2 separate regions of the Mus musculus genome follow, and region 2 is linked to region 1. The links are chromatin loops, found by intact Hi-C in ENCODE. Cell type or tissue: gastrocnemius. All regions are shown on one strand. Each heading gives the region's core, and the rest is flanking DNA. Links, peaks and the distances in the headings are about the cores only.

Region 1 (16,328 bases), core at 5,619-13,618:
GCAGCAGGGGGTGGCACTTGTGTGGTAGTGCGGGAAAGAAGGATATGGGTGGACTTTCTCACTGAAGGTTCAGTGTGTATGGAACATCTGGCTGAGCACACACAGTATGCTTAGAACCACAAAGGGCCAGTGTGGCCGGAACAGAACTGGAGCCGAGGACATGCACAGCCAGCCTCAAGGGACTGTCAGCCAATGAAAGGACTTAGGTTTCAAAACCTCCTCTGTGCCTGAATAGTAACCCTGTGTACCCTGAGTCAACAGCACTTTTAAGCAGAGAACCTTTAACACCCCATGTTAGTCCAGGGTCTGGAGATTTCAGTTGTGTCATATGAGCATTTAGAGTGTGGCAGTTGGCTTTGCTGAGGTGAAGACAGCCTTTATCAGTGCCGTCACAAGTACTAACCAGAAAGACGGAAAGCATTGAACTTCGCACCAGTGTTTAGAACAACTGCATAAGCAACTTATGGGGAAGATTTATGTTGGTTCACAGTTTGAGAAGGGTCAGTCCATGGCGGGGAAGGACAGAGCACAGTGGAAAGGGGATAGGTGGACAGGACAGAAGACAGAGCAGCATGTGGCCTCCAAGAACACCCCCTTCTAACTTCCTCTAGCTAGGCCCCGCCTTCTGCTTAGAGCACTTCTATATTACGAACCTATCAAGGAATCAATCCATTTATTAGGTCAAGGCCCCCAGGACCTAATCAGTTCCCCAAATCCTAGCAGCTTGCAACCAAGCCCCTGGAACATAACCCTCTGGGAGAAATTTTGCATTCAGATGACACCAAATCAAGGAAATCAAGCAATCCTTCCAAACTGCATGATCTCCTCATCTTTGTTCAAGTTGGAAGACAAGCAGAAGAACAAAATCCAAAAGTACAACCTTTTGCGTCTGTAGGCCAGCATCTCTCTCCCTCTCACTGACTAACTTTAGTGGGAGGCACTGCCTGACATCTCTGTGGTCAGGCCGTCAGAACTTAGACATACCTGATCTCTTACATGACAGCCATCGTTAGCCCCTGTGGTGTCACAGAACACGGTACATAAGCGATGCTTCTCTATCCCTTCATAGTCACACAGCTTCTCTGGGTTCTAAAGCCACAGGCAAGCAGGGAAACAAAATGGAGAGGTGTGTGACCGGTTAGGGGGCATTTAGACTGGACAGCTTGAGAGTGTCCCCAAGAGGGAGAGCATCAAAGATTTAAAGCATCAAAGTAGGGGCTGGAGACTCGGCTCAGCAGGTAAGAGCATGCACTGCTCTCAAACGGGACTCCAGTTCAATTCTCAGACCCGTGTTAGGTGGCTCACTTGTAACTCCAGCTCTAGCAGATCCAACATCCTCACCTCACAGACAGACAGACAGATGCACAGAGAGAGAAAAGAGAGAGATGGGAGAGAGGAGAGAGAGGGGTGGAGAGAGAAAGAGAGACAGAGATAGAATTTTTTAAAAATACCCCAGAGCAGCAGGCTGGAGATGTGACCTAGTAGTAGAACATGTGCCTAGTTTGCGTGAGATCTGGAAAATAAAACACAAAGGTCTAAATTGTATAAATTGAGCTGAAAATATTCCTGGATGATCAATTTGAGCTATTGATTGTTTTATTTTTTTTTTAAGATTTATTTATTTATTATATGTGAGTACACTGTAGCTGTCTTCGGACACTCCAGAAGAGGGCGTCAGATCTCATTACAGATGGTTGAAAGTCACCCTTATTTTCATTTTTTAAAAAATGTGTGTATGGAAGGGAAGGCTGGAGAGATGGCTCAGTGGTTAAGAGCACTGACTGCTCTTCCAGAGGTCCTGAGTTCAGGTCCCAGAAACCACATGGTGGCTCACAGCCATCTTTAATGGGATCCAATGCCCTCTTCTGGTGTGTCTGAAGACAGCTACAGTATACTCACATAAATAAATCTTTTAAAAAAGAAAAACAAAAACTGTGTGTTTACGTGCCCATGGGGGCAAGAACCGGTTTCAATTGCCTGGAGCGAGTTACAGGTTGTAAGCCACTGGATCTCGGTGCTGGGAACTCAGTCCTCTTTCAAGAAGAGCCAGTGCCATGTCTCTCCATGTCTCTCTCCACCCCAAGGCTGTTGCTAGTGAAGTTCTATAGATGGTCCCTTAGTCAGGGTTCTCTAGAGTTGCACAATGTACAGAAGAATGTCTGTATGTATTAAGGGAAAGTATTGGAATGACTTACAATCTGCAATTCAATAAACCCAACAATGGCCAGCTATGTTGCTCAGTCCCCCGAGGTTAGGTGTCTCAGCAGGTCTTCTGTATAAGATGGAATCCTGAAGGAGTAGGCTCCAACAGATGTGCCTGCAAGGAAGTGAAAATAGGTGAAGAAGAGGAAGCCTTCCTTCTTCCATAATCCTTATGTAGGCTTCCAGCAGAAGGCGTGGCCCAGATTAAAGGTGTGCACCACCACATCTGGACCTAAACTGCTCGTTAGTTGGAATTGTTCTGTCCCAGGCTGGCCTTGAACTCAGAGATCTGCTTGTCTCTGTCTCCTGGGATTAAAGGTGTGTACCATCTTGCCTGGGCATCATGGCCACTATGCCTAAAGATCTGGATCACGGGCACGTCCTCCATTTCTGGGTTATAGTTCATGCCAGGTACAGTCAAGCTGACAACTGGGACTGACTAGCCATCGCAGATGGCAGTTCATAACAGAAACTGGTCTCTCAGTTCTTCAGCTGAGGAGTCCTAAGCTGTTTCCTGATTCAGACAGCTGCCTCACAACTGCTTCAGGTAGGTTCTGCCCTCTGTAACTTACCTCCTAAAGACCTTCCCCTCCAGACACCCTTACCATGGGCATCAGGTTTGGACAGGAATTTTGCAGGGTACTCAAAGGCTACTATGTACATCAGAGAAAGTACAACTCTGTCTACAAGACTCTCCCCCAAAGACAGGCCAGGATGTGGTATGGTAGAGAAGGTGTCCAAAAGCAACAGGGTCTTTTGATAGGATTTTGCAAACATTCTGTGAAGTGGGACCTAGGTATAGGAGGTTCCTTCCTCTGCCCTGCCCTGCCTCTCCACCACAGAGGCTTTGATTCTTTTTGTCTTTGGTGCCTGCTTTGTGGCTGTTTCCGTAAGTGGCCAGCGGGGGGTGGGGGGGGGTGGGTGGAAGAAGCCCCTTTTATAGTGGGTCAGGCCTACCTGGCTGTTGCCAGGTAACTGTGGGGTGGAGTTTAGACAGAATGCTAATAGCTACTGTCCCTGGCTGGTGGGCACAGGCTGTAAAGTCCCATAGGATGCTGCCCCGCCCTCCCTCAATTCTCTTTCTTTGAAATGGACAACATTCTTACTCAAATGTCACTCTTGTGAGTTGATTTGTTCTCAACTGGGAGAAGACAGAAGATGGCCTCCATGACAACCAGTTATCACTGCCCCAGTGGAACGAACACAGACCTTGACAGAGATATTGATGAGCGCACTGTCAGGAACACAAAACCCGGAACATCCCACTCGGCACTGCTTCTCTCCACCGGAAGGCCACTGTTGCTCCAGAGATAACAGCGTGGCCTCCCTCTGGGTCAGTGTTTCTCAACCTGTGGGTTTTGACCTTGGGGAGTGGGGGAGTGAATGACCCTTTCATCAGGGTCAAATATCAGGTGTTCCACATATCAGATATTTATGTGATGATTCATAAACGGTAGCAGAATTACAGCAATGAAGTAGTAATGAAATAAAGTTATGGTTGGGGTCACCACAGCATGAGGAACTGTATTGAAGGGTTGCAGCATTAGGAAGGTTGAGAACCACTGTGCTAAGCTGACCTGCTGTTTTTGATGGTTCAGGACTGAGAGGACAGTAGACTTGTAAATGAACCCGAGGACAGTTGCAGATTCATCCTACCCTTAGCCATCAAGGAACAGATAATCCCAAAGCAGGCAAATAAGAGCATTTGCTGTATTTTTTAGCCATAAAATTGGATCGAAAAGCATTTCAAATCATCTGAAGTGGGGATTTCCCCCCTGATTATTAGAGTAGCAATTTTTAATTGTGGAAGACACACATTTAAAAACAAAAATATCACTCGCGCACAGACCACTTATCTACATTAGCCAGCCAGCATGCTTTGGCCAGTCCCCTTCCGGACGCTTTTCTTTGGCTGTGTATTCATGTCTATAGAAAGGCCTAGAAATAGAGGACGAAAGCTGTAAGTCAATGAGTGGTTCCCAACCTTCCTAACGCTGTGGCCCTTGAATACAGTTCCTCATATTGTGGTGGCCCCAACCATAACATTATTTTCATTACTACTTCATACCTGTAATTCTGCTACTGTTATAAATTATAGTGTTTATCTGTGTTTTCTAATGGTCTTAGGTGACCCTTGTGAAAGGGTCATTTGATCACCAAATGGGGTCAAAACCCACAGTACTTCGGAACATACAGCTCTCTCTCTCTCTCTCTCTCTCTCTCTCTCTCTCTCTCACACACACACACACACACACACACACACACACACACTTTCTCTCTCTTTGCTAAGTTCTATCACAAAGCTCCATCCCCAGCCCACAATCTCCATTTTTAATTGATTTTTTAATCATGCAATACACAAATACATGCTCATTGTAGAATTCTGAACAGCCCATGTCCCTCAGCCCTGTCCCTCCTCCCATTTCCTAGTGACAACTTAGGAAGAAGCAGGATAGCTATAGATAGTGCAACAAATATGTGTTGAGGGCAGGGAAGGTAGCTATGGTGATTTGGAGTGGATTTTTCCTGTCCCTCTGTGATGGATGGTTTAGAGGTGTAGTTTGGCGGCAGAACATTTGAGTGGCATGTGTGATGTCCTGGGTTTGATTCCCAGCAGTGTCTAAAAAGGAAGTGAGATAAAGACTCAATAGAAACAACAGCTTTCTACCCAGATAAACACACAACTGTGTGTGTGCCTATATGTGTGAGCTCACACACACGCATATGTGCACAATTATGAAAGCCAGAGGTCAGTGTGGGGCGTCTTCTACCACTCCCCACCTGATTTTTTGAGACAAGGTCTCTCATGGAACCCAGAGCTCACTGCTTCAGCTATGCTGCCTGGCCAACAAGCTCTGGGGACCCATGATTCAGAACCAACATTTTGGGGGAGAATGTGCCACAGAAGATTCCATACAATGCATCAACTCGAGAGGCGTGGCCATCAGCGAAGATGCTTGCTCACTTAGTACAAACAGTCTCTGGGCTCTGCGGAGATGGGTTATCAGGTCGGAATGTCTTCTGACATGCAAGAGGACCTGAATTTGAATCTACAGCATCCATGTAAAATGCCGGTCATGGCCACACACACACACACACACACACACACACACACACACACACACCTACCTACAACCCCAGCATTGTAGGGTACAGAGACAGGAAGATTCTTGGGGCTTTCTGGCTGCTAGTTCAAGCTCCAGGTTCAGTGAGAGATTCTGTTGCAATAAGGTAGACCCTGAGAGAGTTGGACACCTGATGTCCTCCTCTGGCCTCTGTGTGTGCTCTAGAGCACACGCATGCACATACATTACATAAACATGTACATCGGTATTTCATCTGTAGTTGCAAACCGTGCTTTCCACAGTCTTATGGTTTCTTCTAGCATGGGTAGAGGGTCTTTTCTTTTGCTATGTCTCCATTTTAAATTCTGACCTTATGCTGCTCACAGACTTCTTTCTGAAATTCAATTCACTGAAATTCACTATCTTTATCAGACTTGATGATAGTGAAATTTCCCTAATTCGCTCTGCTGTGGCTTGTTCCCCAGGAACTCGGGAAGAGGCCATGGCCATGGAGGAACACTGCTCACTGGCTTGCTCCTCATGGCTTGCTCAACCTGCTTTCTTATACCACCCAGGACCACCTGCTGAGCAGTGACACCACCCACAATGAGCTCCCCCCCCCCATCAATCATTAACTAAGGCCCTGCAAGATTTGCCTAAAGGCCATTCTTACTGAGGCCTTTTCTCAAATAAGGTTCTTTCTTTTAAAATGATCTGAGCTCGTGTCAACAACGAACTAACACACTGTACAAGTCTTAAAACTGTTAATCACCTCCTAAGATTGCTTTTTTATATTCTCAGCCACTGCTGGGGTAAGTTTTTCCCATTGCACTAACACTGGATGTTTAAGAGAGTGAAGTCCTCCGTTCTCAAGTAACGCTGTCATGAAAGACTGAATACTCCAAATCTTTCCTTGGCTTTAAAGGAAAAGTGAGTCCATTGGGTTGCAAGTCACATGATGACTCTTCAGAAAGATTGCATGGATTCACCCAGGCACCAGCAGTGAGGCGTTCTCTGTGATCCTACAGACAGCAAGTACGAGCAAGGCAGGCACGCTGGCACACAGCACGCTGGCTCACTGGCCTCATATACCTGTACAGGGAGGTAGAATCTTTTGTGTCTGTTCCTTGGATAAGCTTCTTATTTTAAATAGAGATCTGAAGGAATGAAGTGGCTATTCTGGAAGCCCTGGTACTATTTGACCCCTGAGCAGCAGGCCTGAGATAGGGTAGAGAGGTTCTCCTTTGTGGGTCTCTCTCAGAATAGTCAGACCTTCCGAGAGGCATCACCAGAATGTACCAGCTTTTCCTGAGCAGGGGTCTCTGAGGATTCTGTGGGCTATCACACCGGTAGCTCTTACAGGCTCTTACAGCTCTTACAGGCTGCTGAGGCTGCAGAGCCCATGCAGCTGCCATTAAGTTGTACAGAAGTCACCCTCGGCCATTTTTGTATGACTTCCCACTTCCAGGACTGTATGGGAGCTCAATGTCGTTCCCACAAGGACAATCCTCAAAGTGAGTCTCTGCTCAGAACCTAGTGGAGTGAACTTTGAAGGTACTAAAGGTGCCAAGCGACCATTTGTCTCAAATTCCTCATTTTAGCAGGCCTGGAAATGGGGCTTCAACCCAGTTTCTTGAAGCTGGCTGAACAGGTGGGTGCCAGCAGGATCAGACTGGGGTGTCCTACGCCCAGTCCTCAACTGCATCACCTCTCCATGCTGTGATACCCCAAGATGTATGGCTGGCTGTGTCTCACTGGGGACCAGCCCAAGCAGGTGTGAGCTCCTGCTCTGGACCTGGGGCGTGGCCCTCTCTGAAAATCATGGGGGATCCTTCCATTGATTTCTGGTATCTTGGGAATGTGTGAGGTTTAGAACTTTTTTTTAAAATCCCACTTATGTATTTGTGCGGACACACACGCATGCATGCCATGGCTCACGTGAGGAAATCAGAAGGTAACCGAGAGAGCATCGTCCCTTCCACCATGTGGGTCTCAGGGATTGAACTCAGCTCATCAGACTTGGCAGCAAGTGCCCCACTGAGCCTGACCCGGGAGGTGTGCTTTTCGCATGAAACAAATAGAAAGCCTGGCTATCTCACTGTGACATGCCAATCTCACTGTGACATGCCAGCGCACATTCGGGAAGCTTCTGAGTTTGGGAAAGTGTGGGCGGCTTCTCAAAGTCTCACGGGTAACAGCTGTGTAAAACAAAGCATCTCCCTGGTTCCTCCTCCTTGCCCTCGGCTCCAAGCCTCATTGAGATCAGTGTCCACTGAAATGGAGCATGCGGGACACATGTGGGAAAGTCACCATTAGCCTAGAGCCTTACAGACCCAAGGGGACAGGAGCAGTGGCTCCATCTCTACAGAGTCACTCCTGCAGCCTGGAAGCCGCTGCAAGGTGAGCTTTCTATCAGCTCCATTCAAGGATGCTCAGGACCTCATTTTGTCCGATCCTGAGCAGCAGGAAATGGGACATACTGTTCCCAACACCACTGTCAACCAAGAATGAATTGCACAAACTACCCCATCAGTTAACTACGGCTTTCTAACAAACATCACTCCTCAAATTCGGTGACCTAAAACATGCTATTGCTCACAGCTCATTAGAAAGTTCTGTCTGTCTGGCCCAAGGCAGCTGATCTTGGCTGCGCCTGCAGATGGGCTGTAGTTAGCTAGCTCGTCTGCTGGGTAATGGCTGGTCTAAGTGGCCTTGCCCTTGGTATGGGTGGGTGACAGCTGAATTAGCCACCATCTACCCAACAGGATAGCTTGAGCCCAGCACGGGACTGTGGCTAGCATGCGCAGAATCAGATCAGCTACAGGCACACATCACTCCTGTCTCGGTACACTGTGGAAAGCTAGCCCAGCTCCAAGAACTAGAGACTCCTCTTCCTCTTCCTCTTCCTCTTCCTCCTCCTCCTCCTCCTCCTCCTTTTTCTCCTCCTCCTTCCTTCCTCTTCTTCCTTTTCTTCCTCCTCTTCCTCTTTTTCTTTCTCCTCCTTTTCTATTAATTGTTTTACCTTGTGTGTGTGCCTGTGTTTGCACATGTGTGTGCACATGCTATGCCATGGTTTCCATGTGGAGGTTAGAGGACAACCTGGGTTCTCTCCTTCTACCATGTGGGCTCTAGGGACAGAACTCAGGCTGTCAGGGTTGGTGGCAAATATCTGACCCTCCTGAGCCATCTGGCCATTCCTAGACTACTTAAAGAAAGAACCTGAAAAGACATGGGAGAGGGCCAGACTTATACGTCACTGGGCATTTTATTTTTCAATTAGTCTATTAAAAGAAGAAAGCCACAAGCCAATGTGGCTGTAAAAGAAAAGAAAAAAAAACTTTTAGGAAACCAATGACTCCTGGGTACTATACGTCCATTCTTTATGGACATGCTGTTTTGAGATCCATGTAACTCCCTTGTTATGCCCTGTTGCAGAAAGAGCAAAGAACCTGAGCCACATGATCTGGCTGGAAGGTGGTTGAGCTAGGAAATGAACCATGCAGAATGGCACCAGGGCCAGCTTCTCTCATGCCAGCTCCCCTGCTCCTGTGCTCATGAGGCTGGGCTCAGGACACCCGTGTGTATGGCTGTGCACACGACCCCTCTAGCTTCAGACACTTCTGCTCCTAATCACCAAACATGATGCTAAGCTGAAATATTGCCTGTTGATCTCTTGGACTGCGGGTCTGGTTTTGTACATGCCAGCCACAGCCTGTGCTGACACTCAAGAGATCCTGTTGGGTAGGTGGTGAGTGACATTCAGCTTAATTCAAGGGTCTGGGAGACCACAAGAGATGGAGGTACGAGCTGGTAGCTCAGACAGCTCACTGCTTCCTGAGCTGCATGGCCTCCCATTTGTTTTCTTGTCTGCAAAACAGGAGCCATCTTCTGCAGTGATGGCCAGGGTTAGATCATGGTTTTGAGAATACCCGTGTCAGCCCAGCACACAGCAGGCTGGCTTTGGGGCCTTTGGTCCCTTGTTCACTAGGGAAATCCTAGGTTCTTGGAAGGGACAGCTTTTCCAGGCTCTGTGAGAATATAGGGTTTTGTTTTTTTTTTTTTTCCCAAGACTCTGTGTCCTCAGTTGTCTCCTGTGGTTTGTTCTTCCCTGCCAGAGTGTAATTAAATCCAGGAGCAGCGAGCCCAAATAATGAATGGTGGGGCTTGTTAGGCGTGTCTTCTGTTAATGGTTGTGACTGGGGAAGAGCCCGCCACAGGCAATTAGTGATTCTCCAGTAATTGGGCTGCTCAGTTGGCAGGAACAGAGAGAGCAGCTTGCCTGTCTAGGTGGCAGATGGAGGCTGGGCCTTGCCTGGGCCTAGTGGGCCAGACAGGGGCAAGAGTCCCAGAGCAGGTTGTGACCCACCTGCCCACTGTACATGGATGCCACAGGGAGGGCTCAATCCTGAGTGGTTCTCCCCACAACTGGTGGCCTTTTAGCTCAAGGAGTTAACACTGAAGGCTGGCTGGGGCTTGTTTTAGTTACAGTAACAACGAACAATGAGTTTAACATTTACATTCTGAATAGGTAATGAATTTGCAGGATTCTAACATCAAAGTTAGATTTTGTTAAAAAGAGTCAACCTGATATGGCCTGGTCAACCAAGGCCGGATGGCCCAAGTTTAATCTCTGGAACCCACATTAAAAAAGCCAGATGTTGTGATGTACATCTGTAATCCTGGCACCCCTACAGTGAGATGGGAGATGGAGACAGGCAAAGCACCTGGAACCTCATGTGCAAGCTACCCTGGAGTACTCGGCATGGCAGAAACATCAAGATACCCCCACCTCAACAAAGGAAGAACGGGGACCAAACACAAGCTCTCTGTCCTCCACACGTGCACCATGGCATGCGCACACGTATTCAAACACATACATCATATATACACTACGAATAATAAATTCATATAAATTGAGAATATGTGAAAAGGAACCTGCTGCTAAGGCTGAAGTCTGATATTACCCGAAAGCCCTGAAATCGGTGCAATATGGTGGACTCTCTTTGTCACAGGGCTTCTCCTTCTCTGACCTTGTCTGGGGAGCTCAAAACCCTCTACCCTCTACCTGCAGAATATCGCAAAGCCTTGATTAGATTATAGGCTCAGCTTTTCTTTCTCCCAATAAGAACCCATTCAGCAAGCACCTGAGATCCCTGGAGTGCTTGCCGATGCTAGTGAGACATCTCAGTACCTTAGCCTCCAGCCAATGACCTTTGCTCATCCTGGATATCCCTACCCTGTCCCCAAAACTATATAACTCTCGATTCACCCCCAAATAAAGTTGATCCTGGAACGAACAACTCTGTCTGTACTCTTGGGCTGTCCAAACCCCTACTCAATGACTCTGTTCCCGTCATCCTTGTGGGCCAGTGGCCAATGACCCAGAAAGGAGGGGAGGCCCACAAAGACGCAGGGAGTGAAGGGACACACCTGAAACTCCAGCCTGTAGTCCTGGCCCACAGAAGGCTGAGACAGGAGGATTGCAGGTTCGAGGCCAGTGTGAACTACGTTGTAAGATATCTGAATAGAACAATAAAAAAAATATGAAAAGACAAACTGAAAACCTCAATTTTACTGATTCAAATACAAGTCCTCTCCCCCAGTTAACAAACAAACAAACACAAAAAACCCCACACCTGGGGATGGTGGGGCACACCTTTAATTCCAGCACTTGGGAGGCAGAGGCAGGCAGATCTTTGAGTTTGAGGCCACCCTGGTCTTAAAGAAAAACAAACAAAAAACAACCCCCAAACTCCCACAGTGTTAGCAAACGTATTAAGACGTTTTCTTTCTTACAAGAAAGCTTCTTCTTAGCATAGTGGGGCTGCTCTGTAAGATACACAGTGAGCAACGGTGATCATTCGGCACCTGTCTGAATCCACAGTATCCACCTAGCACACTGGTGTGAACTGTGCACCCTGGGGGTCACCTGTCAATCATAACCAGTGCACCCCTCTAGTGAGGGATGCTAAGAGTAAGGAAGACTGTTGGTGTGTGTGGCAGCAGAAGGGATATGCTGTTATAACTACATCAGTTATAACCAGGGCAGCTCTCTGTGAGGATGCTAATACTGGGGAACACTGCGTGTTCAGAAACAGGATGTAGATGGGAAGTCTCTACACACTCCTCTGAGTTTTATTGAAACGGTAAGTCAATAAGTGTCTTGTGTTTTGTTTTGATTTGATTTGTTTTGTTTTTTTCAAGACAGGGATTTTTTTTCTAGTCCTGGCTGTCCTGGAACTCACTCTGTAGACCAGGCTGGCCTTGAACTCAGAAATCCACCTGCCTCTGCCTCCTGAGCACTGGGATTAAAGGCATGCGCCACCACTGCCCGGCATGTGTACACCTGTACAAAATACCACAGACAACTGTGTTTTAAACTGTAGCCGGTTATCAGCCAGGGGACTGTATTAGTCAGGGTTCTCTGAAAGGAAAGGATCTACAGGTGAATAAATATATTTTTAAAATGTACAAATTCAGCTTACATTAAAATAGTAACAAGTTACCTCTCACTTGAGAGGCTGAGAACCCCGTTGTTGCCTGGTGCTTGGGGCTAAGTACCTCTGCAGTCTCAACTCTGGAAGGTTCCTGGAGTGCTGGTCCTTAGTCAGTATCGGAACACTGGAAACTCTGGTTCTGATGTCAGTGAAGGATTCATAGGCCATGCCATTTTGATCTGGATTATTTCCAGATGGTAATGTCCACATCTGGGAGTAGGGAGAAAGGTGATCAGGGCAATTCTTTGAGGGAGGCTTCCTACTGAGGCAATTCTAATGTTTAGCAAGTTGACACTAAAACCAGCCAGCACATGGATAGTCAGGCTGTGTTGTCTTCAGTTCACAGAGCATCCCCCAAGGATTCACACTGAATGGACAGTGAGGAGCCCGGTGCCTTGGACCTTCGGCTTTGCCTGTGTCAAGGAACAGGACAGTGAGAGGCAGAGGCATCAATTCACAGACTGCAGCCTAAGCCAAGAGGGTCCGGCTTAAACAAGCCCAGTGAAAGCCAGGCTTTAAGCAGAAGCAGCAACAGCCTGCAGTGCAAAAAAGCTCTGTCCCCATTCTGTCAGTAGCTTGGTGGCACGGCCATAGTTAGCTGCTGGGAGAAGCATGCTTGTAACAAAAGGAAGGAGAATGCTGGCACCGCCAGGCCTCAGCCACAAGGAAGAGCCTTGTAACTGGCCGTGCAAGGCCAAAAGAAACAAGTTTTTAAAATTATAATTAACATAGCAATTGCACAGGTTAGTGAATTCGCCGAGGTATCTCCATACAAGTATCCACTGTGCACTGATGGGGTCTACCCACCCATCTACCCTTTCTCATCTGCCCTTTAACCCTTTCCTGTCCTTGTCCTTTCCTTTCTGAGTACCTGGTAATAAGCCCTCTTCTGCTTTTAGGATGTCTACTTATTTGAAAATTTATTGGTAAAAATTGCGTGCGTGCGTGTGTACATTTCAGTGCAGTCGCCCCAAGAGACCAGAAGCATCAGGTCCCCTGGAGCAGGAGTTTCAGGTGGCTTTGAGCCGTCTACTGGGCAGTCCCCTGCTAAATCAGAATGATCTCTCTACTGCTGAGCCATCTCCCCAGCCCCAGGGTGTCTTTGTTGTTTGCTTCCACATATGAAAGAAAACATCATCTTTCTCTTGTTTTGTCTAACAGTATGTTCTCCAGTCCCTTCAGATTCCTGCAAGGGACCGTGCTTTTTCTTTTTGTGTGGCTGAGTGATACCCCTGTGGTGTAGGCACACCATATTTTCTTTATCCATTCATCTGTTGAGGGGTATTGAAGCTGAAACTCAGCTATTGTGAGCAATATTTTAATTAGCATTAACATGCAGATGCCTCTTGTTTAAGGAAAAATCTGTTTGAAGTCTGGTCTCAAATGAAAGGCATCAAGGGTAGGAGGGACTGACTGGGTACTTTCTTATGGTTCATATGTACACATACACACACACATACATACATACATACACATATACACATACATACATACATACATACATATGCGCACACACACACACATACATACATACACACACACACACATACATACATACACATATACACATACATACATACATACATATGCGCACACACACACACATACATACATACACACACACACATACATACATACACATATACACATACATACATACATACATACGCGCACACACACACATACATACATACACATATACACATACATACATACATACATACATATGCGCACACACACACACATACATACATACACACACACACATACATACATACACATATACACATACATACATACATACATACATATGCGCACACACACACACATACATACATACACACACACACATACATACATACACATATACACATACATACATACATACATACATATGCGCACACACACACACATACATACATACACATATACACATACATACATACATACATACATACATATGCGCACACACACACACATACATACATACACACACACATACATACATACACATATACACATACATACATACATACATACATACTTACATACATACATACATACATACATACATACATACGCGCACACACACACACATCTTAAGTGGCTGGGGAGATGACTCAGTAGCAAAGAGTACACACAAGGCTTGCAGAGGATCGTATGTTCAGTTCTCAGCACCAGTATCAGATGGCTCACAATACCCTGAAACTCTATGTCTGGGTGATTAGATGCCTTCTTCTTGTCTCTTTAGGCACCTGCATTCATGTGCGCACATATGCCCACTCGTGTGTGTGCACGTGTGTGTATGCGTGCATACACACACACACACACACACACACTTAACAATAACAAAATAGAGCTAAAAATTAAAACAGATCAGAAAACTGCAAATGCAGGGCAGGTGTTAGAAGATCAGCCCCCTGAGCACTGCTGGTGAGATTGATGCCGGGGTGAGATGAGTGTGTGTTACATCAGGTCACCAGCTTTAAAGAAGAAAGAATTCTGTACATGTCAGATGGTAGGGAATGATCACGTGACACTGCTGGCTCATCAACTGTCTCTAATGCACAACAGGGCACACGATGTCCACAGGGAACCCAGGAAGGGACGGACACAGTCTGTGGGCATGTGCCATGACAGTAGAGCTTGGTTTCCTTCTTGTCCACCTTTATGGTCTGTTCTTTCTGCTCCATTTTTGTGAACCTAAAATCACTGTACAAAGTAAAGCCTGCTTTTCTTTCTTTTTCTTTTTCCCCTCAATTTCTCAACTTGCTTTTGTTTAAAGCAGAGGCTGGGTCATGTCAACAGCTGTCTTGGGATGAGCGAGCCACAGGCTCTTTTCAATGGGTCTTGGCAGGTTCTTATTCTAGAAGAGAAGATCACCTGGGACTCATCTCAGGTCAGAGAAGCTGCAGGTCTTGAGAGACCTTGAGAGCAGCCGTTGTTCATCCTGGGGGGACTGCACTCTACAGAGTGCTCCCAGGACAACAGATGTTTGCTGGCCTTGCCTCCCTCACACATCTGTCCCCAGATGGTTGGAACCCAACAGTGCATCAGGCAGGGAAGAACAGAATCAACAAAACCTTCCATAACCCACAACTCCACTGGCTCCAGCACACAGATGCCAGTTACTCGTCTGCCAAAGGGTGGCAACAATCCTCGATTCTTCCTCAGACCTGCCATACTTTCCCAGGTCTGCCATACTTTCCCAAGCTGGAAGGCGAGGCTCGTGAGACCAGGCTGCATCAAAGATGTCACCTACATTCAGGGTAGCTAGCAGAGGCCACAGAGGAGTCCAATGCTGTCACAGCCTCCCACCCTGGCCCGTGTGGCTGGCATGGGCATGCATCTGAACCCTGTCCAGAGAGGTCTTGTCCGCAAAGTCACCAAGCCTGAGGTTTTTGCTCCTGAGGACCTTTGTAAAATAATATCCTTTTTTTTTTTTTTTTTGGTTTTTCGAAACAGGGTTTCTCTGTATAGCCCTGGCTGTCCTGGAACTCACTCTGTAGACCAGGCTGGCCTCGAACTCAGAAATCTGCCTGCCTTTGCCTCCCGAGTGCTGGGATTAAAAGCGTGTGCCACCACGCCCAGCGTAAAATAATATTAAGTCAGGCAATAATGCACAGACCTTTCATCTCAGCACTTGGAAGGCAGAGGCAGGCAGATCTCTGTGAGTTCGAGGCCAGCCTGGCCTTCAGAGCAAGTTCCAAGACAGCCAGAGCTACACAGAGAAACCTTGTCTCAAAAAACAAAAACAAAATTAATAATGATATTGACAATGATGATAAATTTACTAACTCTTTGAGAATTTCATACAATGTGTCTTGATGCATTTGTGGTTTTAATAACCCACAACGCTTTGAAGTGTTTTACACACTTTATTACAAAAACCAATCAGTGTTCTGCGCGGAACACTTGGATCATAAAGATAGACGAGAAGAAGGAAATTAAGATCAACTGCCACGGGACCAGGAAGAAATACAGCGGAAGGCTTTGAGGTAAGCCTTCTGGGCCTTTCTTCCTCATTCACTGGACAAACGCTCGTTATGATTCACTGCTGTCAGTGTTGCCCCTGCACCAGGAAAACGACAGTCAGTGAGCCTGGACCCCAGGAAGCTGGGTGCTCGCACAAATGCCTGAACACATGCACGCAGAGCCTGGCTCCCGCTGGCACTGAACACAGAATTACTTACAAACACTTGTTTCACGTAATGCATGGTGAACACTTCCCATGGGACTCAACACTGTTTCAGAATACCATCTCCAAGATTGCCCCGTGTCCAGCTCTGTGAGTGGGCCATCATTTATTTAAGATTATTTATTTACTGTTGAATATTGAATGCTTCAGCCAAGGTCCTTTCAGCTGGATCTTTATACATATTCATGCTTGCTTCCTTATTTTCAGGTTTTTGTTTTTGTTTTTGTTTTTGTTTTTAAAAAGATTTATTTATTTATTATATGTAAGTACACTGTAGCTGTCTACAGACAACTGCAGAAGAGGGCGTCAGATCTCGTTATGGATGGTTGTGAGCCACCATGTAGTTGCTGGGATTTTAACTCAGAA
Region 2 (16,328 bases), core at 5,152-13,151, 65 kb after region 1:
GCTTCAGGGCTGGAGAGATGGCTCAGCAGTTAAGAGCACTGACTGCTCTTTCGAAGGTCCCGAGTTCAAATCCCAGGAACCACATGGTGGCTCACAACCATCCGTAAGATCTGATGCCCTCTTCTGGGGTGTCTGAAGACAGCTACAGTGTACTACTACTACTACTACCACTACCACTACCACTACCACTACCACTACCACTACTACTACTACTGATAATAATAATGAAAAAAAGAAACCCAGGTTCTTGCTCTGGCCTTTGGGGCTATCTATAAATGCTCCAAGACCAAAAAAGGGCTGGATTACTCTCTGCCCACTGCTTTAATATAGGGTTTCTCCCTGAACTTGGGGTTCATATTTTCCTAGCTACGCTGGAAGCCAGCAAGCCCCAGTGATTCCTCCGTCTCTGTCCCCTACACTCCTGAGCTGGAGTTAGTGTGCGGATGCCTGGCTTGTTATGCAGCTGCTGGGATCTCCAAACCTCACCACTACATAGCAAGCGCTCTTAACCACTGAGCCATCTCTCCAGCACCCCCACCAACTCCCTGTGGAGCATGCTCAGCAGCCTCAGGGCAATGCGCACTCACGGTGGTTTCTTCCTCCAGTGATGGAGCTGTAGGGGATGGTCCCCTTAGCCTTGGGGATTCGGAGGGTCCAATTTTCCAGGCTAGCTTACCCATGGTGTGTGGCAGGCCCCACCCACTCTTCCATGACACCCACAACGACCCAGTCCCAGGGAAGATCCCTCTCGGCTCCTTTGGTGATGACAGACACTAGCAACTAGTGCTGTTCAGGGTCAATGTTTACAAAGGTCCATTTCTGTATCATTAAAGTGTCTGCAAGAATGCAGGTGGCCCAGGTTTCTGTTCCTGTTTCCAGTCCTGGAAAGTTCACCTGCCCACCCTCCTCTATTCCTGCACGGGAGACCTGACCCGTGGAGAATGCTGCCTGGCCAGGAGGCAGGTACTTGATAACCGGGGCTGGTTTACCATGTGTGACCCTGTAGAGGAAGGAGCTCCAGGGGACGCAGCACTGCCCACTCTGCTTGTTCTCAAGGCAGAGTCTGGTGATTCTACTCTGAAAGGGCAAAGCTGTCATTAAATGTCTTCTCTTTAAAGACTGTGACCACGTACAGAATGCGGTTTGATCTCAGTAGTTTATTCCGGAGACAAAGCAGTGCAAGAGGCGGCCACGCTTCCCACCCCCTGTTTTCAGGGTCAGGCCTGGGAAGGTGACTTACAGACATCAATCAGTTCAACACTCAGGTCCTGTAAACGTGGTTAGTCCTGGGGCTCTGCTTCCGAGGAAGCCAATCGGCTTCTCCTTGCCCAAAGGATGCCCCTGCATGGCCCTTAGTGGCCTTCCCAGGGCTGCTGCTTCTAGTGTACTCTATCTTATTAGACCTAAGGACAACCCAGAGGCCTCATTCTCTTTACATAGTGAGCTGATGTCTTAAGACACAAGATCACCCTTGGGGGTCCTGGGCTGCTGACCTGGGGCTCCACAGGGGTCCTTTCCTGTGGGCTTTGGGGCCAGTGGGTGGTCTGCCAGCTGCTGTGGGGTCAGAGTGAGTCTGAAATGGGGCACAACTCCCTTGGGGGCTTGCCTGGTGCTCAGTGCAAGGGACTCGCTATGAACACAGCAGGAAGGAGCTGGGCCTTGCTGTTCCAGGAGGGGCTGTCGCGTGTGAACAGGAGCAGCCCTGTGGGTGGTCTCCTCTCACCTGAAAAGAGGGACCGGATGATGACATGAGGAAGCAGAGATCCTCGTGGGCTAGACCACTAGACCAGGCCTTCAGTTCTCTGTTTCAGGAGCCACCCTGAAGAGATGAGGTGGTGGAGGCCTGAAGACTCACGGAATGATCTGTTGGAAGTCCCAGGGTAAATCCTGGGTCCTGGCAGACTCCTGGACTCCTAGTCAGATGGCTCCTTCCTGGATCTCAGTGAGCAATAGGGTCAGGGTAGGGTGGATAGTGGCCTGCTGTATTCCACGAGCCAGTGAAGACTAGCAATAGCCAGTGGGCTTCGGCTACACCCACAGGAAGCTCCTTTCCCTTCCTACAACCCAGATCCTCCATGCAGAGCTCCCGAGGGGGCGTCTACTGCTTCCCTGGCTTTGGAGAGCGAGGTGGGGGGGCAAGGGTTAGCCTTGGAGGAGAGCACATCTGGGACAAGAGGGAGGGTGAGGTCTGGGTGTGGGCAGGTGTGAAGAGGAGGGGAACTGGGAAAACCGTTCGTCCTTCGCCTGCTTAGCTGCAACAGCCTGGCCAGATATGGGCTTCCTTCCTCGGTGCCCAGAGCCTGGCCCACAACAGCCATGAAGACAGACATGCACACTCACCCTTGCCATGACAAACACACACACACACACACACACACACACACACACACACACGCACCCCCCCCCCTCACATTCAGACCTAGTGTTGAGAACACAAGCGTGTGTAAACTCAGTGAGGACCTCTGCACAGCAGGAGTCAGGCGGCGTCCTCGAGGCTGGGCCACTTGATGTTCTGCTCTGTCTCCCCCCCTTCATTCCGATCATAACATCAGAAAATCAGGTAAAAAATTAAAACAGAGAAGCCTCAGATCACCAGGAATTCTTAGTAGTGTTCCCATGTGGAGCTGCTGGCCCAGTGGGCATTTTCCACGCTCTGCCCCTCTGGGTCCTGGGCTCTGTGGCTACTGTGAGGAAGCCTTGGTGGCCAGAGAGGCCACACAGTGCTGCTGGAAGCTGGGTGATACGCCAGTGGTGCAGCCAAGTCTCTGGTGCGGCAGCTTGGCGGAAGCACCAGCGCCCATGTTGCCTGCTTCGGTCTCAGTCTTCCAGGGTGTGTCCTGGCCCTTCATGCTGCCACAGCAGCCAGGGCTGGCACTGCACGTCCGCTCCCCAGCCAGGCTGCCTGCCGGTTCCGCCAGGAGCCTGTTGTGCCTTAGCGGGGCCACTTCCTCCGTGGCAGCTCCTCCCGTGCTCTGGCCTTGCAGAACTGTGGCAATGTGGTTCAGGAGGTCGGTAAAGAACTCACTCACTCCTTCATAGCCTGGAGATGGGAGACAAAGCAGGCACTGGGCATTAGCCAGGGGATAGGAGAGGAGAAAGAAGCAGACATAACGGGCTCCTGGGACCTGAGGAGGCACTTCCAGTACCCCACTGACAAAGGAAACTCAGGTTTGGCAGACAAGGCAGGGTGTACATGGTCCACAGGCTGGCTAGACCACAGTCTGTCCCCTGAGCATGAGAGGCCCACACCTCCAGCAGATAAAAAATGAAATCTTGTCTTGCTAGGGACAGCCCTTGCTCACCAACTGCTGTAGTTTGGGTAAGCAGGGCTCTTTCCAAAGCCCACGTGTTAAATGTTTGTCCTGAGCTCAAGGGGCTGCTGAGGTGCTAGAGGAGCCTGCTAAGGAGACTGTCCAGTCATCTCAGACACGCCACAGTGTAACCAAGGGAGTACCAAGAGGTTAATAAAACCTTGGCATGTGCTGCAGTGACATTCCTACTACTGGCACAAGTTGAGGTGGCATTCATTATGTGGGGGGGCCAGGCTACTGGGTCACTGAGTGTTATTTGGCAAACTACTTACTCTGTGGTTTTGAGGAAGCCTGAGGCTGTCTGAGAAGCAAGGGCACTCACGTTAAAGCTAACGAAGTGGCTGGCAAGCAGTAGAGCATTGCAAATGTCAACGCTATCTTCACAACTCTGTCCCTAGTATACACGTGGGGATAAGGGAAGTCATCTCACAGGGGACTTTGCAGCTCCATGAGGCCCCAGGTCACAAAACTCCTACGTGGCAGAACTGTGACCTGACCCATATCCTGGTCTCGTGTAACTGGTATACGAGGTACTGAGAAGCCCTGCTGCAGGACCCAAAATCCCATTAGCTCTGGGAAAGGGTGAAGGGCAAGGCAGACACGGGTTTAAGTATGATACAGGGTGGGGCGGAACATCAGGACACAGCTGGCTGCCGAGAAACCCAGGAGGCTGCCACCTAGCAACTACTCTGCTTTAGCTCCCGGATAAAGCCCAGAGGACCAGGTAGACTTCAGCAGAAAGTGAGGGTAAACTTTCCAGAGTACTGCAGAGTCACCTCCTGGGGGCTTGCAGTAAACAGGCTGAGGTAGGTTGGTGTTTGTCAGCCTGGGAGTGAAAACTAGCAGAGCAGGTGCCAGCATGGGAAAGGCATCCATTTGTACAGAAGCAAAGGTAAGGGCTATGCAAGGTTGCCTGAAACGTCACAGAGTGAAGAGGTGGGCCAGGATCAGAACCTGGTGTTCTAAGACATCAAAGGCCTCAGAATCCCAGTGAAGGCTCTGGGCAGATAGGCTACAGCCCGTTGGGGGACTGTAACCATGGATAAGGTCCTTTAGCTTCCAGTATCACTTCTCGCAGGCAAGCAGAGATCACAGCACACGGCAGGGCGAGTAGCACATGCCGCTTCTGCTACTCAGGCTTGCTGATCTGAAAAGCGGGGTGAGGTGATAGGACTCCCACCTATCCTCATGCCTCCCAGGCTTCCTGAGTGGCAGCAGGACCCAGAGCCTCTATCTCTGTCGGGCCCAGTCGTGCACCAAGTCACCTCCCAGATACCACCTCCTCTCTGCCTGAGGTCCCTGGGACAATAGAACCCTTAGGCCATCTCTTAGCATCACCAGCTTCGGCTGGGCTCAGCCTTATCAATCTATGAGTCACAGACCCACCACATGGCCCTGTCCACCGAGACAACCCAGCTCTCGGCTCCTCTGGCAGAAGACCCTGTGTTCATACTGGCTCTTAGTGACTGTCTCCCTGGCTGTTGGGAGGGGCCGCCCATCACCAGTGGAAAAGTGCTCTATGTGTTCTTGGATCACTGACATTTTTACTTCATCTCTATGACACTCCTGGCATACAGCAAACCCCCTCAGTCTATACTCTAGCTCACCTCAAAGGCCCCACCATCTACACCTAGGGGGTTGGGAAATGCAGAGCTGGATTTGAACATGCTGGTCAGACACAGGCCTCAGAGACTGCCCTCTGACCCCATCAGGTCCCTCCTGGTATCCGAGCTGCTCCTCTTCAGCGTCGGTCCCTTTCCTTTGCCGAATTCTCTCTGGTGTCCCATACGTGACAGAGGAGCCACCACTGGCTGCCCCACCCCCATCCTCTGCCTTCTCCCAACTGTGGTGTAAGTTCTGAGAGCAGGAAATGTAGCCCTGGCAGATGTCAAGTGAATGACAGATGGAGTTGGTGGCCTCCTTGGGGGTCCCTAGTACCTTGCTGTGGATTGTGATGGTATGGAATGGTTCATGTTCTCTCTGGGGGTTTAACAGGATATAGGCACTAAATTATACCCAGGATGCTTGCTTGGCACTGCTGAGGTGGCTTCCTGGCTACACATGTCCCCGAACAGCAAGGTGGAGCTAGCTATTCCTTCAAGAAAAAGAAGAACATCCAAGAGCAACGGCATCACTATAGTCCCAGTTACTTAAGAGGGTGGAGGGTGTGGAAGTGGTTATGAGCTGGGAGCTTTGGGCTAGCCAGAGGCAGGGATACCTGAGTCTGGAGAAGTGAGCCCATGGAGACTCAAAACTGGACTGTGCCTTTTTTTTCCATTTGATCCCCCAACCCCACCCCAGGCTCCTTGGGCAGGGTCTTGTTATGCAGTCCCAGATGGCAATCCTCCTGCCTTAAGCCTCCCAAGTGCCAAGATGACAGGCATGAGCCAGCGTACCTAAAAGGCTTCTACACCTCTCAGCTGCAGTGATGATGTACAGAACACTGGCCTGAGGGTCTCCAGGGCACGCTGCCAGCCTGTGAGCACTCTCCCTGCCAGCCTGACAGATCCACTAGGACTCGGTTGGTGGTAATCCCTCAGGCCCCTGGCCAAATAGAGACTGAGGGACGTTCAGCAGAGTCCCGCTCCAAGCCAGACGTGTCCTGAGGCTCCAGCAGCGAGGGGATATAGTGGGGGGATCTTTGTGGCAGCAGACACTGTAATGGGGAATGCTGTGGCAGGGCGTGGGTCTGGCTCTCAGCCTTGCAGATCAGGACAGTGGTAGCAGTACTTTCTCAGGAGGATCTGGCCTTGCCAATTCATATGATGTGACCTCAGAAAAATATTGCCACTAGCGAAGCCTCAGTCTCCCTACCTGTGAATGACAGGGGTTGAGTCTTCCAAGTCCTTTGTAGCTATCCAGGTCTGGAAGGGCCAATGGGATGGACTAAGTAGGCCAGTCAGGACTAAGGCTGATAGCAGGATTCAAAGATGGGGGAAGAGTATACAATGCTGTGGGGGGCTTGGGGGTGGTACCTCCCCAGACAGGTATCTGGGGCTTCACTGCTCTCTCTGTCTTAGAAGAGGAGGCTGCATGGCACTCAGCCTAGATTCCAGCATGAGGAGGGATCTCCCATCCCCAGCCAAGCTGACTCGTTTCCCATCCCCTGAAGATACCAGGCAGCCAGAGGACCACCCGTGCAGGGTCACCCAGTCCCGCTGCTCACCTGGGAAGGCATTGACATCGATGACTGCATGCTGCCCGGTCTGGTTGTTAATGATGATGTCAATTCCAAACAGTGACACTCCCAGCGCCTGCCGCAGAGCCCGGGACAGCTCCCGGATAACCTCATCGCTTGGCCGTTCGAACACACCCTCGATCTTGTCCAGCTGTGAACACATACACAGGTCAGGCTTTTGTGGCTAAGGTACCATGCAAAGAAGACCCCTCTCATGAAAAGCACTACCATCCTTCCAGCCAGGAGGTGGGGCTAACCCACCACGGTGCAAGCTGCCAGGCCCTGGAGTGTCTGAGATCAGTACATTAACAGGCAGGGAAATGGGCTCACAGAGGGACAGGGGCTGGCCCGGGGTCACAGGAAGGAGGAAGATATGGTCTGTTACGGAAGAAGACATTAAAATGAAGACAGCATTGGGGTCAGAACTTGAAGGCAGGCACAGCCAGGTGGAAGTGAGTACCAACCAGCACCAGCACCATGCCATTTTGCTGGCACAGGATCCAGGGAGCAGGTCCGGAGAAGAGTGTTTCTCTCTTCCTCGCTGAGATGTACTAGGTGTTTGCAAACAACATCCCATCCCGTGTGACCTGGGCTTTCCCAAAGCTGCTGCTGGCTGTTGCTCCTGCCCGACTCTAAGCCTAGCTTCCCAGGATGTCTTCCACAGGCCTCTGGCCCAAGTCTGCCCACCCTGCCCCCGACACCTCCACTGTTACATGTTTTCTGCTTTCTGGGAAAGGCATGTGTTCTCACATACAGCCATGGGCCAGCATCTCTGAAGAGCAACGAGTCTTGGGGAGGGACCGTAGATGAGGATACAGATTCAGATCCCATCAGAGATTTCTCAGCTCCGATGACTTGGCTATAGTACCTGGCCCGTGCCTCCATTTGATTATCTGTACAATGGGAATGCTTAGGCTTCCATCATAGGTTTCTGGGCGGGACAACAAGGTAGGGACAGTGCAAGCCTGGCTTCAAGGTGTAGCTCCTGAATACGAGGACGCAGACTACATCACCTCATGTTGAACTGTCACAATAGAGTGCACACTAGCTGACAATAAGTACTGAGATCTGGGGAAAGGGGCAGGTTCAAACCAAAGTGGGAAATGAAACACACTGGGCTGGTGAGATGGGCCAGCGGGTTAAAGCTCTTGTTACTCGATGACTCGAGTTTGATCCTCCAAGTCCTGCAGGGGGCAGAGACTTTTGAAAACTGTCCTCTGAGCTCCACACACAAAAATGAATGAATAGATTTATTTAAAAATTCTCAAATGGTTAAACATAGAATACCTTAGGACCCAGATAGATAAGTCTATTAGGGGTTTAAAAAGGGCACTCAAAGAGACCTTGGGGCACCAATGGTAACTGTAGTGATCTTCCAATGGCCAAATGTTCCAGATGGTTCCAGACAAATGGGAAAGCTGTAGCTTATCCACACAAAGAAACATGAATTGTCCATAAAAAGGACTCAAGTTCTTCCATGCACGGTGCCGAGGGTCGGGAGTCAGCTGGGGAGCGAAGTGTTGAAGATACGGCTTATGTAGACCGCCCAGCACAGTCTGAGATCATGTAGGTGGAGGTCAGACTCAAGGTGGCCAGGGGCTGGGGCGGGAGGAACAGGGATCGGGTGTTCATGGAAACAGGGGAGGAAAATATTTTGGAATTGGATAGAGGTGTGTCAACAGGACACTGAGTGTGTGACTGCTGCTATTAAATTGTTCACTGTAGGAGCTGGGCAGATGGCTCAGCAGTTTAGAGGACCGGTTACTCTTACAGAGGACCTGGACTTGACAGTATTCACATGGGATCTGATGCCCTCTTCTGACCTCTGCAGGCACAGCATGCATATAGTGCACAGACATGCAGGCCAAACACTCACATGCATACAAAAAAAATTAAATCTTAAAAAAAAAATACTTAAAATAGCCAATTTTACACAGGTAGATTTTTATCTCAATTTAAAAAGCCCAGAAAATGCTGGGTGTGGTGGTGTAAATCCCAGTATTTGGGGGCAGGAGCACGATTTACATAGAGAGTTCCACACCAGCCAAGCTACAAAGTGAGATCCTATCTCAAAACAAGACAACTGTACAACTCAGACACAAGCTAGAGTCACTGGAGAGGGAAGCTCAACTGAGCAAGTGTCTCCGTAAGACTGGACTGTGGGCCAGCCTGTAGGGCATTTTCTTAATCAGTGATAGATGGGGGAGGGCCCAGCCCATTGTGGGTGGTGCCACCCCCAGGCTGACAGTTCTGGGTTTTACAAGAAAGCAGGCTGAAGAAGCCATGAGGAGCAAGGCAGTGAGCAGCTTCCCTCCACTGCTGCTGCATCAGCTCTGCCTCAGGTTCCGGTCCTGATTTCCTTTCAAAATGAACTGTGATGTGGAAGCATAAACCAAGTTAAGTCCTTTCTTCTCCAAGCCACTTTGGTCATGGTGTCTCACCGCAGCAACAGTAACCCTAACTAACTAGGACAACAACCAAATAAAAAAGCGCTGGTCACTAATAAAAAGACCTTAATATAGACATGTGTTGAGCAGGGACCGACACACGGACCCACCTATGTCCTGCTGCTCAGGCTATACCCACAGCTCTGTGAACAGCAGGGCCCCTCCATTTGAAACCCTGCTATCCCGTGCCTGACCTAGGGAAAGTATTTCCTGGGGTGGGGGTGAGGGGCAGCCACCACCTGGCTACAGTGGGCACTCAGCCCTGCCTGAGCTTCCTGGTCACTTGGGTCAGTGGCTTGGCCCAGCCCAGAGTCCCAAACCAAATCAGAGACTAGCCTTGGCCTTCCTGCATCCACTATGTGTCCCTGATCTGTCAAGTGGCCCTCCTGGACCTTGCTTTTCCACCCCAGTGAATAAGCTAATAAAAATACCTAGGCCGTGAGGCTCCGGTAAGGAAGGACTGCTGAGCGGATAGCTGAGGCTCGTGGCGCAGTGCCTGGGAGCAAGGCAGTACTCATCATTGCCTGTTATGGAGCCCCGTGACACGCTGTTTATAAAAGCACCTTCTTAGCTCAGCTAAAGAATCTCAGAAGTCCTTCTGAAGCCATTTGATTATCCAAAACCAAACAGCCAGTCTAGTACTAGACAAAGGCAGAGAGATGGCCCCATGGACCCAAGCCAATTGAGCTGTGGGGTTCTAGGACAGGAGGAAGAATCGAGCTGGTGTGCCTGTGGACTGACCTGGTGACCCTCGACCTCTATTGCAGCTGACACTAATCACAATACAGGTGTGTACATGTCAGACGCAGACATTCCTAGTGACTCATGAGAGAGATGAAGGAACCCAGGCTCAGGGAGGTGATGTGACTCAGGTCAGACCTCAGGTCAGACCACAGCAGAGAACTCTGCTTCCTCACTATGGCAGTGCTGGGGATAGATGTGTGTGTGTGTGTGTGTGTGTGTGTGTGTGTGTGTATTTGCCACTGAGCTACCCACTGGGAGCTATGCTCAATAATCCCATGAACACCTTTCACCCTCTCAATGGTGAAAGGTGTTCATGGTCTAAAAGCTTAGGGAGAAGCGAGGCCCATTTTCAAAGGCATTGTCTAGGGATGAGGCGGGCCTTCAAGGTTACTGGGTGTCCCTGCATGGCACTCCTTGGGGCAGGAGTGGGGCATGCTCTGGCCACTGGTTCCTAGGAATAGAATCGACTTCCAGTTCAGCTTGCCGGCATCCTGGAGTGTGATGTCCCCAGGGACAAAGGCTGTGTGTGCCGTTCTGCACCACAAGACGTCAGCTCTGAAGGGCTCGGTGTGGTAGTGGAAATATGGGGTACCTGAAGGCCTCAGGTGTGGGGAGGGACCTTGTGGTGTAGTAGACTCTCTCCATTCCTCAGAAGAAGAAGCAGGCCAATAGGCAATGATTCAAGAAGGGAGACTTCCCAGCCTTAAAGCATCCCTCTGGCACTGGCTGGTAATAGTCTCAGTGCTCAGCAGTGCTCTACCACGCAAGAACACCGACAGGGACAGCCTCTCGGGAAGCCTGTGTAAGGCCAACTCCCTCTTGCCACCAGATGAGCTGGATTCCCAGGGGCCTAGTGGGAGGGGGCAGGACGCCAGTGATTCTGACATGAGGAGAAGAAAGCCTTCCCACATACACGGCTCTGCTTGTATTTCTCAGGGTGCATAGCCAGCTCTGTGAGAGTCTGCTTGAGATGTGGTGGTCTGGGCGGATGAGGTGGCTCAGTGTGTCAAAGTCTTGAGAGCTGAGTTCCTTTCACAGAACACACATACAGGTGGGGTGGGAAGAACCATAAACTCCACAAAGTGGTCCCCTGACTTTCACGCACGCACACGAACACACAGTAATTAAAAGTTAAACAAGCCTGATGGTCCAAGGCTTCCCTATTTGTTCTAGGGGGACGACATCAATCTAGATCCCAAGGGACAGTGCTATCTTTCCAGGTCCTGTCAAAGCCACGCTTTATCTCTTGGCTCACAGTGGCATCTTCAAAGGAAGCGCAAACAAGGAACTAGCCACGCTGGTGGCGCACACCTTTAATCCCAGCGCTCAGGAGGCAGAGGCAGGTGGATCTGTGACTCTGAGGCCAGCCAGAGCCACACAAGAAAGGAACTGCCGTGCTGCTGAGGTCAGAGGTCAGGCACCCGAGGCCAGGCCAAGGGCCTGGAACCAGGTTAGGTACAAGACAATGGCAGCTTCTGTCGTTGAGTATAATCAGGAGAGATAGAAGGACCTACTCTGAGCTCCCAGAACACATGACTCCCCCATGGAGAGCTGAAGCCAGACTTCTGTGGGGAACAGAAGGCTGTAGCCCAAGGCACTTTTTGCTACTATCAAGGAAGGAAATTTCTAGAAGACTCTCAACTTTGTAATCAGAGAGGTGAGGGTAATCCCTGCTTGCCTCTGTATGAACTCGGTCTGTGTTGTCCTTTCTCTAAGCTGGTTGCCCTTTCTGTAAAGCTGCATGAGATAAGGCCGCCAAGCACCCCCCACTAAGCCTGACATACTGATGTTCCAGCCATGATGGCAAGAGGGAGGCTGCTCCAGAGGCAAGCTGACTCACTGAAAGTGGTCCTCACCAGGTCCTAAGTGCTCCCTTCCAGACACATACAAGACCATGAAGCCCACTGATATGATTGTGTGGGCCCTTCTAAACAGCTCAGCTAGAACCCCTTGACAGGCTGCCGTGGACGACAGACATACCTCAGTGAGGACTGATGAAGACTCCGGCTTTGACACATTGTGGCTGTTGAAGAAGATGGACTCACGATCTGAAAAAAACAGAAGTCACAGGGTGAATCAGACCAGGAGACAGCAATGCCAACACCAGGGGGCAGCACCACCCCAGTCACGCTCTGGGTGGCCTCTGGCTCAGCCCTGGGTTCTTGGGAGCTAGGCTCCCACATCACATAGAGATGTGCATCCATCAGGATCCCGGCTTCAATTTGTCCTCCCACATAAAAATGAGTGGTTTACTGGGGCACCCTCACTACCATTGTATGGCACTATGTATGGGTTTCCTTAGCACCTAAGGCTGGGCCGGTCATAAGTATGAACAGGAGGCTGGGAAGAGAAGGGCAACGGAGGTGAAGACATAGTGCACCCAGATATCAAAGGTCTGGAGTGCCCTGAGAGAAGAAGCCTACCAAAAGCCATTTGGGCCAGGTAACCCCAATCAAGTGGCCACTCATATGTAAGCTGAACAGACAAAAGGTTCCCAACTACTTAATAGGAACCCGAGCAAGGCTTCCACAGGCTCACCCAGGAAAGCCTTGCAATGCCCCAGTCTCCTCTACACCACATGGCTGATCTGCTGCTGCCCACAATCCCTCAGCCCCCTGGACGCCAGAGAGGCAGCTCAGTCCCAGGAATGTGATGGAGCGTCCATTTATTCCCCTTGTACGAATGTCCTTGAGGTGTAAGCCATGATTGCTCTGGGGAGATGTAAGCTTGGCTGCACAGTTTGCAATGTTCTCAAGCACTTGGAAGCATGGACACGCTAGGGCGAGAATCACAAAACCACAAGCCTAGGGGTTGAGATCTGGCCATTACCCCCTCATAGCCCCACTCCCACCAAGAATAGCACAGGGCCAATCTGGGCTGGAAGCCCCCCCAAGGGGGTCCTGACAACCCTTGCTCAAATTCTTGCAAAAGAGGTGTCATGGATCCCCCACCCTGCAGGACATGGTGATCATCCCTGGGACCCAGGCCCCCGAGCACTAGGACAGGTTGAACACGGGCTGAGGGCGTGTGTGCCAGGGCTCAGGTGCCTGTTGTGGCTGCCATGACCCCCCAGCAGCCCCATGACTCTACGGCGCCATAAAAATCATGCACAAGGAAGTGATTCAGGCAGAGCCAAGCAGGCAGGCGCTGAAGTACCTGGCATCCTTCCCGCTAGTGGGGCACAGAGGCCCCTGGCCACCCCGGTGTGCCCGACAGTCCTCCCGCTGCTCCGACCAGAGCCAGTCCAGACAGGGGGCATGAGAGATGGTCCTGGGGAGGAGCCTGGGAAAAATAAACACCCTGCGGGACTTGTGTCAAGCACGCCCACTGGTCCCTGCTCTCGGGCACAGGTGAACCTTCAGGAATGGCGGGCAGAGCCTGACAGACCAAGAGGCTGGACCAGGGCTTCGTCACTTAGGATGGCTCTCTGGCCTTCCATAGGCATTGCCAACCTTCTCCTGGAGCGTCCTGAACTCGGGGTACCTCCCACCCAAGCCTCTATAGGTCCCCAAGAGCAAAGGCGGAAAGAGCAGAGCAGGCCTGAGGTGTGAGGACAGGAGCAGGTAGACACAGTAATGCTCAAGGAGTGTGGGAAGCCTGTGGGAGCCTGCACGAAGCACACAGAGGCTTGGCTGGTGCTAGGAAGGGACGGCACCGGAGACTTGTGATGTCTGTTTCACTGGACAGATCATATAGACTGATCAAATGTACAGATAGCTCAAAGGAAAACTGCCCTCTACTCTGACTGCTACTGCTGGCCGGGGGCACTCTGGCCTAAGGACCACTAAGCAAGAGATGCCCCCGGTGAAGGCACCTCTGCACAACCAGGATGCAGGGAGTGAGCAGCTTCCAGTCATGCCTGTCAGCAAGAGACTGAGAGGAGTTGAGATGGGTCAGAGGTGTCTAGCCCCAGCAAAGAGTGCTGGAGCCTGGCTCCTTAGGAAGCTTTGAGATAGTTGGTTCTGGTGGGGCCTGGGCCTTGCTCTCTACCCTTAGCAGCAATGTTCTTGCTCCCAGGAGCGCTGATATTTGGGAGCCTAGCCACTGAGTGCTCCTGGACTAGTCCCCCAAACACTTAGCTTGGGGGCCACCTCAAACTCCCAATGAGAATGGGAGGCCAAGGTGATGGTCACCGGGTGGTTTTGCTCTCAGGGAGACAAAACAGACTCAAAGGGAGGGTGAATAACCAGACTGGCTCAGGCATCTCAACAATGTAGACTATGACCTGCTGCTTTCAGCCTTCATGTTTGGTCTCCTGTCTTTCCCCATGGTGTAAGCCACCATCCTGTCATTGAATGCGACTCTGCAGAGGTGCCTGTACCTGCCACTGCCCTGCTTAGTCTTTCTCACACACCCTTCCATCTGGTGTCCTAGCACTTGCCTATATGTCCCCTGAAGTGCTCATCTCCAATAAAACGGATCCTCCAGTTATGTCTCTCCCATATGTTGTTATTCCTCACGGGAACACACATTGCTAATAAACCTGCCTGCCTGGCTCCTGGCTGGCCCTCTGGCATGGCGAGTCTATGGCATGTTCAATAAAAGCAGCATCATATGACTTTAGGTGTCCTGGTGTCAGCTCAGTATAAACTACAGACTGTAAGCCAGGCTACCTGTATCTGCAGTCTTCTTGGAGAGCACAGAGCATGGCCCCACCCACTCATTTGCATACCACAGTCACCCTGCAATAGCATCAAAGGACTGGGACAACCCTGGAGATGCTTATTATCCTTTCAAATAAATAAGAGGCACGGGTCTTATGCACCCTTAGGACCTGGAGGGAGGGGGAGTAGAGTCCTTACACAAAGCTAGGAGCCCAAGGCAATGTGGCTTCAGGGTCAAGGTACAGGATGAAAGAGAAACAGGAAGAAGATGCAGACAGCTACCTAGAACTGTGGCTTTCAACCCTTTAATCTAATTCTTCATGCTGTGATGACCTCAACCATAAAATTATTTTCACTGCTACTGCCAAACTGTAACTTCTGTTATGAATCATAATTTAAATATCTGATATGCACGATGTCTTGAGAATCACAGACCTAAGACAGAGAACATAAGCACACCGTATCCCTAGTGGCTGGCACAAGCGGATGCTGGCTCCCTTAGTAAACTCCCTGGGTTCCAGTCCAGGTACCTACCCTGTAAGGTACCAGGGGCTATATAAGTCACACACTGACTTTGGACCTTGACATGCAAAGGACAGAAATGCACATGAGAATCAGAGAAAAATGGTAGCTATGGAGTGAAAGGGTCCTTGTCTATCTGTAGCCCACGTCCAGAACAACCCCAAGGCAGGAGACCTATCTCCCAGGGTGCACATGGAAGCTGAGGGCCCTGCCACATGGAGGGCGGGGGCCGCAAGGTTGAGTGGGCTCTGGAAAGAATCCTCAAAGCCCCTTTCCAACTAGTCAGGAGAAAGGGCTGTTGAAGCCTGAGGTCGTCTTGGTCAGGCTAGGAACGTGCAGGCCGAAGCTGGAACTGTGCCACTTCCCGATCAGACAGGCCCACTCAAAGTCACTCTGATTCCCAGCCCACCTCCAAATGTTATGCCTCAGGGTACTTCGTGGCCTAGAAACGGTCACAAGAGAAGACACACTGACAGCTCCCGCCTTTATCATCCCCAGTGCCAAGGCAGAAACTGGCCTCGTGCTTTACAACCAGGAAGAAAGAGGAGGAGAGAGTGAACAAACAGGCTTTTGTGGGCGTAAGGAAGGACCCCACATTTCATTCAGAGATGAGATGATCTGGTAAGAAAGGAAAGGGAGTGTCATAAGCAAGACATGTCTGTCTGTCTGTCTGTCTGTCTCTGTGTGTGTGTTCATAGGTTCAATGGGTGTATTTTTAAAATTGGGCAAATAAATGTTTTTATAAAAACCTTAATCTCCTGTGTCCCACAGCCTGCAAGAATGTCTCTTGGTGGTACACGTGACACACCTGTCTATCACTGCCCTCGTTGCGTGGTCTCAGCTGGGTCCAGTGTCAGGATGGGACTGTCCCAAACCACCTGGTCTCAGCCAGAGAAGAAGGTTCAGAGCAGAGAGCTGAAGACGCTGTAACCAGCCCTACAGGGATGAGGGCAGGAAGTCCTGGCAACAGAGCCTTCTGGGGCCTCGAGGAAGGCTCTGCTTGCTCAGCTGGGGCTGGCGGATGCTTAGGATAGCTCTTTCCTCTCAGGCGGAGACAAGCCTCACCTCACGGGGAATCTAGTATCCAAGAACCCCCCAGGGAGACTGAGCTATGCTCTTTCTAAAGGCATGGCTGTGACCCACAAAGCTCTGGAACTTGCCTAAGAGGGGCCTTCCGGATTGCTAGAACATTCTTTTGAGCAGCTCTGGTGTCAGCACACCTTTCACTGGCCCCACACAGCTGATGTCCAGGATGGATGGAGGAGCGAGCATGAGAGGGAGGGGCAGACTCCTGAGAGCCTTCTCCAAGACCCTCTGGGACAAGGAGTCCTGTCAACACCTCTACCACAGGACATCTCAGAGACACTAGGGCCCTGCCCATCTGTTCAGGGGAAGTTCCCTGAGGCATGGGTGGCAGGGGTGAGTGATTACGCCCCCTGGGACTTGCCTGAGGAGCTCCATGGGGCTCTTTGTGACTAGGTAGCTACAGCCTGCTACGAAAGCCCTGGCACACCTTGACAAC

Evidence for each region. Peaks named below come from ENCODE experiments on the same cell type or tissue, not always from the same donor. Only the 100,000 strongest peaks of a DNase experiment are listed, where the experiment ranks them.
Region 2: it touches region 1 in a loop (3-fold over the local background); 2 of 42 quality-filtered maps call a loop at or near these places.

The regions. Positions count from the first base shown.
Region 1 is chr12:102,502,061-102,518,388 of GRCm38, forward strand. No RefSeq gene overlaps it. Among named protein-coding and RNA genes, the nearest start is that of Golga5, 41 kb to the left of the region's middle. In gastrocnemius, for the core only: no CTCF peak of the experiment used is centred there; DNase peaks (open chromatin) are centred at 8,860, 9,550, 10,633 and 12,295.
Region 2 is chr12:102,567,445-102,583,772 of GRCm38, forward strand. It overlaps Itpk1 (inositol 1,3,4-triphosphate 5/6 kinase), which reads right to left. Exons shown (of 10, transcript NM_172584.3): 8 at 11,661-11,728; 9 at 6,478-6,640; 10 at 1,139-3,040. The coding sequence ends at 2,682. Among named protein-coding and RNA genes, the nearest start is that of Chga, 21 kb to the left of the region's middle. In gastrocnemius, for the core only: CTCF peaks have their summits at 8,318 (motif pointing left) and 11,788 (motif pointing right); DNase peaks (open chromatin) are centred at 5,804, 8,275, 11,797 and 12,824.